Regions from separate parts of the Homo sapiens genome. Here region 1 is linked to region 2. Evidence: chromatin contacts called from ENCODE Hi-C or POLR2A ChIA-PET data. All regions are on one chromosome and are shown on one strand. The core of a region is the stretch at or near the end of the contact, and the rest is flanking DNA. Distances in the headings are between cores, read along the strand shown. Region 1 has its middle 13 kb from the start of NUTF2P4. Region 2 overlaps LINC01356 (long intergenic non-protein coding RNA 1356).

Region 1 (4,001 bases), core at 1,228-3,727, 83 kb before region 2:
TATACTAAACTCCTCCCACATTCTAAATCAAAATGCTAGACTTGCAAAAGGGGTGATGAATAGCTGTTACCCACCTCCAGACTGCATGAGAAAGGGCTAAGAACTAAGGTTGAAAAGCAGGCGGTAGTGAAGATCTGACTGGAGAGAGTTGTCACTTTCTTCCACCCTGGCCAATGGTGTGATTCTTTCTTACTGTAAGCCACTTCAGAGGGGGTTCCAGAGAAGAACTCCAAGAGCTTGACTTGAATCCATTGGAGCGTATGGGACCCAGGAACTCAGACCTGAAAATAATCTGAAGGCGAGTGGCTATGGCTGGCTGGTTGCTCTGGAGAGAGTCCAGAGGACCACCTTGAGAGTGAGCTGCCCCCAAGAGCTCAGCAGAGCGCGATGTTTGCATGTTTTCCACAGGCCAAAAGTGGACTGCCCAAGAGGGCTGCCTGGAAGAGAGAGGTGAACCCAGCTAGGGAGGGATTACCGAAGCCAGGAGTCTGAGAGGGAGTCATAAGTGGCCAGTGGAAGGAGACATCACCCACATCAAGGGATTTGTAAACAGGGGATCCCCAGCAATAGGGCATCTTCCAGAAATCCAGGAAAGTATCCTCTCACACAAGATAATGCCCAGACTCTGAGATGGAAAGAGACTTAGAGAGACTCATAGACATCAAATAATTCATTCAATATCAAGCAGCTAAGTAAATGGCATGTGGTAGTTTTGTATTGTGTCAGTTTGGGTAAGCTGGAGCTACATTTCCCAGAATCCCATCCCCTGCGTGGTTCTGGTTTAGAGTTGGCCAAAAGATTAATTTGTGAATGATTTGTAAGGCAGAGAAGCGAAGCAGCTGCCACAATTACTTTCTGAAGGCTGTCATAGGTTAGAAGTGTCAGCAGGTTCCAGGTTATACTTATTCTCACCCACTCCACATTTAGCCTTACTTGGCAACTCCTGGCCCTTCCGACCAACAAAAACTGAAAAGCCCAGACCAACCCCAGATACAGAGGCAATAGACTTTCATAAACTTCTCCTCTCTAGGATCCTGCTCCAGCAGCTGGCATTCCTGAGTCCAGAAAGTTTGATTAGTGGCTTTTCTCTGGTCCTCCAACTTCTTCATTCAAACCTTTACTCTCCCAGTTTCTCCAGCAATTCTGTAAAGCCACCCTCCCATAATAAATCTCTTATTACACAACACTCTTAGTGTTTCTCCTTCCCTGATGGAACCCTGACCGATACCATTAGTATCAATCATAAACATCAAGTAGGTATTGGAAATGGCTCCAGAGGAATAGAACATTAGGGATAAAAATTTCGAACTGATCTGGTTAGATTGAAAGGCATTAATGATCCTATTACCATTGGTATAGGTGACACTGGTAAATCATGGCATGCAGTGGCAAGAGAGGTACATGAATTATCACCTGTAGTCACCTGTAATACAAACGTCTTTAAAGGCAAGTCTTTGGCTGGCCAAGTAGTTGCCCCCACTGAACATTTTAATGGAAATAGAGAGCAAAGGAGTGTTCGTTGATTGCTTCTAAGTGTACTCAAACATGTGGAGGAAGAAAATGATGAGCTCAGGACTTTAAATGCCAAGCTCAAGGTTTGATTACAGGAGCAGGATGCTTCTATTATTGCCTTAAAAGAAACCCTCATTCTGCTGGGCGCAGTGGCTCAAGCCTGTAATCCCAGTACTTTGGGGGGCCAAGACGGGAGAATCCCCTGAGGTCAGTAGCTCGAGACCAGCCTGGCCAACATGGTGAAACCCCCGTCTCTACCAAAAACACAAAAATTAACCGGGCGTCACGGCACATGCTTGTAATCCCAGCTACTTGGGAGGCTGAGTGAGGAAGGAGAATCGCTTGAACCCAGGAAGCTGAGGTGAGCTGAGATCGCACCACTGCACTCCAGCCTGGGTGACAGAGTAAGACTCTGTCTGTAAATAAATACATAAATAAAAGTTTAAAAATCATCATAAGGCTGGGCGCGGTGGCTCATGCTTGTAATCCCAGCATTTTCGGAGGCCAAGGTGGGCGGATCACCTGAGGTCAGAAGTTCGAGACCAGCCTGACCTACATGGAGAAACCCCATCTCTACTAAAAATACAAAATTAGCTGAGCGTGGTGGCACATACCTGTATTCCCAGCTACTCGAGAGGCTGAGGCAGGAGAAACACTTGAACCTGGGAGGCGGAAGTTGCAGTGTGCCGAGATCCCGCCATTGCATTCCAGCTTGGGCAACAAGAGCAAAATTCCGTCCCAGAATAAAAAAAAAACAAAAAACAAAAAACAAACAAAAAAAAACCATATAAAAAAAAGAAAGAAACCTTTATTTCCTGTAGCGCCAGAGGTGAAATTTCTGAAAACCAAAATGGCCAGTCTTGACTTCAGTGTAATAGAAGTCACTGTTGTGCCCCATGGTGGAGACATTCTTCTCTTAGAACCCAATACCACTAAATCAGTGGGGCCCAGAGTCTTGGGATCAGGAAGTAACATTTTAATGGTGAATCATTAGGGATGACAGTGAGAAGAGTCACTCCTATTTTCCATCTCATATTGGAAATTCCACTGACTCATGCAATGAGAGCTACTGTGGTGGAAAATGCCAGGTGGAAGCCTTTAGAATGGCCTGTACCTATCAAAATAGTAAGCCCAAAGCAATTTTGTTCCAGAGATTACTGTCACCATAAGAACTTGAAAGATGTAGTAGTAGTGATTTCTACCATATCTTCTTTCAACTTGCAGAATACAGATGGATCTTGGAGAATGACAGTAGATTATCACAAACTTAATCAGGGTGGCTCCAATTTCAGCCTCTATTCCAGATGTGATTTCTTTTTCCTTTTTTTTTTTTTTTTTTTTTTTGAGGCAGGGTCTCACTCTGTCACTCAGACTAGAGTGCAGTAGTGGCATCATGGCTCACTGCAGCCTCAACCTCCCCAGGCTCAGGTTATCCTCCCACCTCAGCCTCCTGAGTAGCTGAGACTACACGTGTGCACCACCATGCCTGGCTAATTTTTGTATTTCTTGTAGAGATGGGGTTTTGCCATGTTGTCCAGGCTGGTCTCGAACTCTTGGGCTCAAGTAATCTGCCTGCCTCAGCCTCCCAAAGTACTGGGATTACAGATGTGAGCCACTGCACCCAGCCCGGATGTGGTTTCTTTACTGGAGCAAAGATGGTTTTGGTACCTGGTATGCAACTAATGGCCTATTATTGAGTAAAGAAATGTTTATTTATTTTTATTTTTATTTTTTTGAGACAGAGTCTTGCCCTGTCACCCATGCTGGAGTGCAGTGGCACAATCTCGGCTCACTGCAGACTCTGCCTCCCGGGTTCCAGTGATTCTCCTGCCTCAGCCTCCTGGGTAGCTGGGATTACAGGGGCCCGCCACCATGTCTGGCTAATTTTTGTATTTTTAGTAGAGACAGGGGTTTCACCATGTTGGCCAGGCTGGTCTCGAACTCCTGACCTCAGGTGATCCACCCCACTTGGCCTCCCAAAGTGCTGGGATTATAGGCATAAGCCACCGCGCCCAGCCTATTCTTTATGTCTGTTAGGAAAGATCACCGAAGCAGTTTACTTTCAACTGGTAGGGCCAGCACTACACCTTCAATCTCCTTCCTCAGTGGTTTATCAACCATATGGAAGATAATTGCAGCACTGCTGCCCCACTCATAGAAGACCCTAAATGATAGTGGTAAAGGAAAATCCCACCATTCTACAGAATTCTGAGCAGTACAAAGGAGAGATAGTCAGAGGTACAGATACACACACACACACACACACACACACGCTCCTCCACTTCACACACAAATTCTTCCCCACTTCACATCTATAGCAACTCCTGGCCCTTCTGACCAACAGAAACCAAAACACCCAGGCCAACCCCAGATGCAGCCACAAATTGTGTGTGTGTGCCACGGGTGGCTGAAAGTTTGACTTTCAGGTTATTGATACTTAGGGTATTGGAGGGAACACATTTGGAAAACTGATGATAAAGAAGTCTGGA
Region 2 (4,170 bases), core at 350-2,849:
GCAAAGCAATTGTTTAAAGTACAGGTCTTTTTCAAAATGGAGTCTCTTATGTCTTTCCTTTCTACATAGACACAGTGACAGTCTGATCTTTCTTTCTTTTCCCTACAATACTGTGATAGTAGCATTGATGGTTTGGAAGTGGCAAATGAGAAGTGAGGCTGGGAGGCTTTTCGAAGGAGATTTCAGGAATTCTGATGAGGCCCTGTGAGGGCCTGACCCACAGCTATAGCAAGGAAAAAGGCAAGGTGGGGGTGTTGATGGGGAGACACTGAAGCAGGGCGACCTACAGGGATTGGTACTTGAGAACTATGCAGGAGGAATGGGGTGGGGCCGGTGTGGGGGTGGAGGGAGTGCAGGAACCCCCTGAAGCTCCTGGCTCAGAAATCTACCCCCTGCAAGCCCAGGTCTTCCCAGCTGTGCTCCTCGTTAGCATTTGAGAAGCTGGACAATGCTTAAAATTCACCTTCTAGGGCTGGGTCTACAGTTGTTACCAAATGTCTCCATAGCTTCCAGTGTGAATCGCATTCAGAATTACAATCAGATAGAAAGGCACTCAGGCCCTTCTCATTTAAAACAAACAAAAGCATGAGGGATAGGAGGGCACAGAGAATAAAAAACAGCAAGAGAAAAACGCCCTAGGGCAAACTTCATCTTTTTTTTTTTTTTTTTTGAGTTGGAGTCTCGGCTCTATCGCTCAGGCTGGAGTGCAGTGGTGCAATCTTGGCTCAATACAACCTCTGCCTCCCAAGTTCAAGCGATTCCCCTGTCTCAGCCTCTCGAGTAGCTGAGATTACAGGAGCACGCCACCATGCCCAGCTAATTTTATTTTTTTATTTTTTATTTTTTTTGCATTTTAGTAAAGATGGGGTTTCACCATGTTGCCCAGGCTGGTCTCGAACTCCTGAGCTCAGGCAATCCACCTGCCTCAGCCTCCCAAAGTGCTAGGATTATAAGCATGAGTCACCGTGCCCGGCTGAACTTTCTCATATTATGTATATACATATAGTCGGGCCGGGCGCGGTGGCTCACGCCTGTAATCCCAGCACTTTGGGAGGTCGAGGCGGGTGGATCACAAGGTCAGGAGCACAAGACCAGCATGGCCAACATGGTGAAACCCTGTCTCTACTAAAAGTACAAAAAAATTAACCAGGCGTGGTGGCACATGCTTGTAATCCCAGCTACTCGGGAGGCTGAGGCAGAATTGCTTGAACCCGGGAGGCGGAGGTTGCAGTGAGCCGAGATTGTGCCACTACACTCCAGCCTGGGTGACAGAGCGAGACTCCATCTCAAAAAAAAAAACACAAAAAATGATGTATATACATATAGTCAGTGCACCAGAATATGAATGAATGCTGGTCATATTTACAGTGTATGAAGCCCTTTTACATACAATTTATCATCTAATCCACACAAACCTTGGGGAAGTGGATATAAATAAAAACAATGACTCTTTTGTGTGGGTGGAAGGAGTGTAGGAGCTGGATAAAGCTTCTGGCTTGGAAAACCACCCCCTGCACATCCAAGTCTTCCCCTGTTGTGCTTATCTTGTGCTTATCATGTGACGTAATCCTAACTTCTTCATGACTTATGGCCACTTCCTCCTGGGACCCAGCTGGAGTGAGCAAGTGAGTAAAATGCAAGCTCTTTTAATTCTTGAGACAGCAAAGCATATTAAGGAAGGAAATACACAAGTGAGAAAAATCACATTGTGAATTTCAAAGCCGAGGGACAAAACTGCAGAACTGCGGGAGCCAGTGATAGGTTTGGCCATTATTTACCCTCAGGATCACCCAGGACTCAGCCTCTTCTGTTTCCTGAACTTCCATCCAGTACAGCCTTCAGCTGTAGCCACTAAGCTGTAATGCAATTGCTTTACAAGACACTGTCTGGCACTGTCTTTTCTGACAGTGGGGAAGATGCCCTGGCAGGATGACGGCTCAGCTAAGGAGTCAGGGTTATGGGTATTTTCTTACTTTTTATCTTGGAATTTCAGATTTTAAAAAAAAGTTTGATAGTATAGAGAGTTCCTGTATACTTTTCACCCAGCTTCCTCTGCAGTTAATCTTTTTTTTTTTTTTTTTTTTTTTTTTGAGACGGAGTCTCACTCAGTCGCCCAGGCTGCAGTGCAGTGCTGCGATCTCGGCTCACCGCAAGCTCCGCCTCCCGGGTTCACACCATTCTCCTGCCTCAGCCTCCCGAGTAGCTGGGACTACAGGTGCCCACCACCACGCCCAGCTAATTTTTTTTCGTATTTTTAGTAGAGACAGGGTTTCACTGTGTTAGCCAGGATGGTCTTGATCTCCTGACCTCGTGATCCGCCCATCTCGGCCTCCCAAAGTGCTGGGATTACAGGCATGAGCCACCGCCCCCGGCCTCCTCTGCTGTTAATCTTATATAAACGTGGTACATTTGTCAATTTACCATTGGTACAATACTAAATTTCACTCGCCGTGTGAAGAGACCACCAAACAGGTTCTGTGTGAGCAACAAGGCTGTTTATTTCACCTGGGTGCAGGTGGGCTGAGTCCAAAAAGAGTCAGTGAATGGAGATAGGGGTGGGGCCGTTTTATAGGATTTGGGTAGGTAGTGGGAAATTACAGTCAAAGGGGATTGTTCTCTGTTAGGCAGGAGTGGGGGTCACAAGGTGCTCAGTGGGGGAGCTTTTGAGCCAGGATGAGCCAGGAGAAGGAATTTCACAAGGTAATGTCATCAGTTAAGGCAGGCACGCGCCATTTTCACTTCTTTTGTGATTCTTCAGTTACTTCAGGCCATCTGGATGCATACATGCAGGTCACAGGGGATATGATGGCTTAGCTTGGGCTCAGAGACCTGATATTCCTGTCTTCTTATATTAATAAGAAAAATAAAACAAAATAGTGGTAAAGTGTTGGGATGGTAAAAATTTTTCGGGGGGTGGTATGGAAAGATAATGGATGATGTTTCTCAGGGTTGCTTCTAGCGGGATTAGGGGTGGCATGGGAACCTAGAGTGGGAGAGATTAAGCTGAAGGAAGATTTTGTGGTAAGGGGTGATATTGTGGGGTTGTGAGAAGAAACAGTTGTCATATAGAATGATTGGTGATGGCCTGGATACAGTTTTGTTATGAATTGAGAAACTAAACAGAAGACACAAGGTCCAAATAAGAGAAGGAGAAAAACAGGTATTAAATGACTAAGAATTGGGAGGACCTAGGACATCCAATTAGAGAGTGCTCAAGGGGGTTCAGCATAGCCCTGCCAGCAAAGATTATTTATTTACTTTAAGAGTTAAGAGTGGCGGTTTGGGGATAGCACCAGGAGATATCAGCTGTGATGGCTTGGAGAAACAGTGTAAACCGGCAGTGTAAAGAAGAGCAGGGCATTTATGAGTAGTTGATAATGGTGAATAGGAGTATGACTAGACAGAAGACAGTAGGGATGACAAGTTTTTGGGGTGCAGTCCAAGTTGGTCTGATGTCTGGAATGAGACTGGGGCCTAATAAAAGGAGCATCTATACAGGAGCTCAAATGGGCTGTACCCTGTAACATTTTGAGGACAAGCCCGAATTCTGAGAAGGGAAAGTGGTAAAAGTATCCAGTCCTTTTTAAGTTGGTGGCTGAGCTTGGTGAAGTGTGTTTTAAAAAGACCGTTAGTTCACTGAACACCAAGAGCCTGAGAAACTGCTTGGGTGATTTGACTAATAAAGGCCTGTCCGTTATCGGACTGTATAGAGGTGGAAAAGCCAAACGAGGAATTATGTCTGACAGAAGGGAAGAAATGACCACAGTGGCTTTCTCATACCCTGTGGGAAAGGCCTCCACCCATCCAGTGAAAGTGTCTACCCAGACCAAGAGGTATTTTAGTTTCCTGACTCGGGGCATATGAGTAAAGTCAATTTGCCAGTTCTGGACGGGGGCCCGAGCTTCATGTGTAGGGAAGGGAGGGGGCCTGAACAATCCCTGAGGAGTAGTAGAATAGCAGCTGGAACACTGAGAAGTGATTTCCTTGAAGATAGATTTCCACAATGGAAAGGAAATGAGAGGTTCTAAGGGGTGGGCTAGTGGCTTGTAACCTACATGGAAGAGGTTATGAAATGATGACAGAATAGAATGGGCCTGTGAGGCTGGAAGGAGATATTTCCCTTGGTCTGAGAACCATTTGCCTTGTGTGGGAAGAGATTGACAGGTGGAA

Evidence for each region. A loop is a pair of places that touch in the nucleus more often than their neighbours do. ChIA-PET counts read pairs that join two places held with the same protein, here RNA polymerase II (POLR2A). Pooled maps may share reads with other maps.
Region 1: a loop to region 2 is called in a map of CD8-positive, alpha-beta T cell, with 8 times the contacts of the local background. The contact joins two enhancer-like sites. A Hi-C loop is called at or near these places in 20 of 168 maps with a recorded cell type or tissue (CD8-positive, alpha-beta T cell, Caco-2, Calu3 and 16 more), 1 of 37 single-sample maps with no recorded cell type and 5 of 50 pooled maps. POLR2A ChIA-PET finds 5 or more read pairs at or near these places in 7 of 52 experiments (CD4-positive, alpha-beta T cell, H1, OCI-LY7 and 3 more).

What each region holds. Positions count from the first base shown.
Region 1 is chr1:112,733,419-112,737,419 of GRCh38, forward strand. No RefSeq gene overlaps it. Among named protein-coding and RNA genes, the nearest start is that of NUTF2P4, 13 kb to the right of the region's middle. Within about 2 kb of position 2,478, at least 3 of the 41 ENCODE cell types and tissues checked have a DNase peak (open chromatin) inside an H3K27ac peak, as active enhancers do.
Region 2 is chr1:112,817,697-112,821,866 of GRCh38, forward strand. It overlaps LINC01356 (long intergenic non-protein coding RNA 1356), which reads right to left. Exons shown (of 7, transcript NR_103746.1): 7 at 2,473-2,845. Among named protein-coding and RNA genes, the nearest start is that of LINC01357, 30 kb to the right of the region's middle. RefSeq lists enhancers at 1-490, 491-1,220, 3,415-4,144. Within about 2 kb of position 1,600, at least 4 of the 41 ENCODE cell types and tissues checked have a DNase peak (open chromatin) inside an H3K27ac peak, as active enhancers do.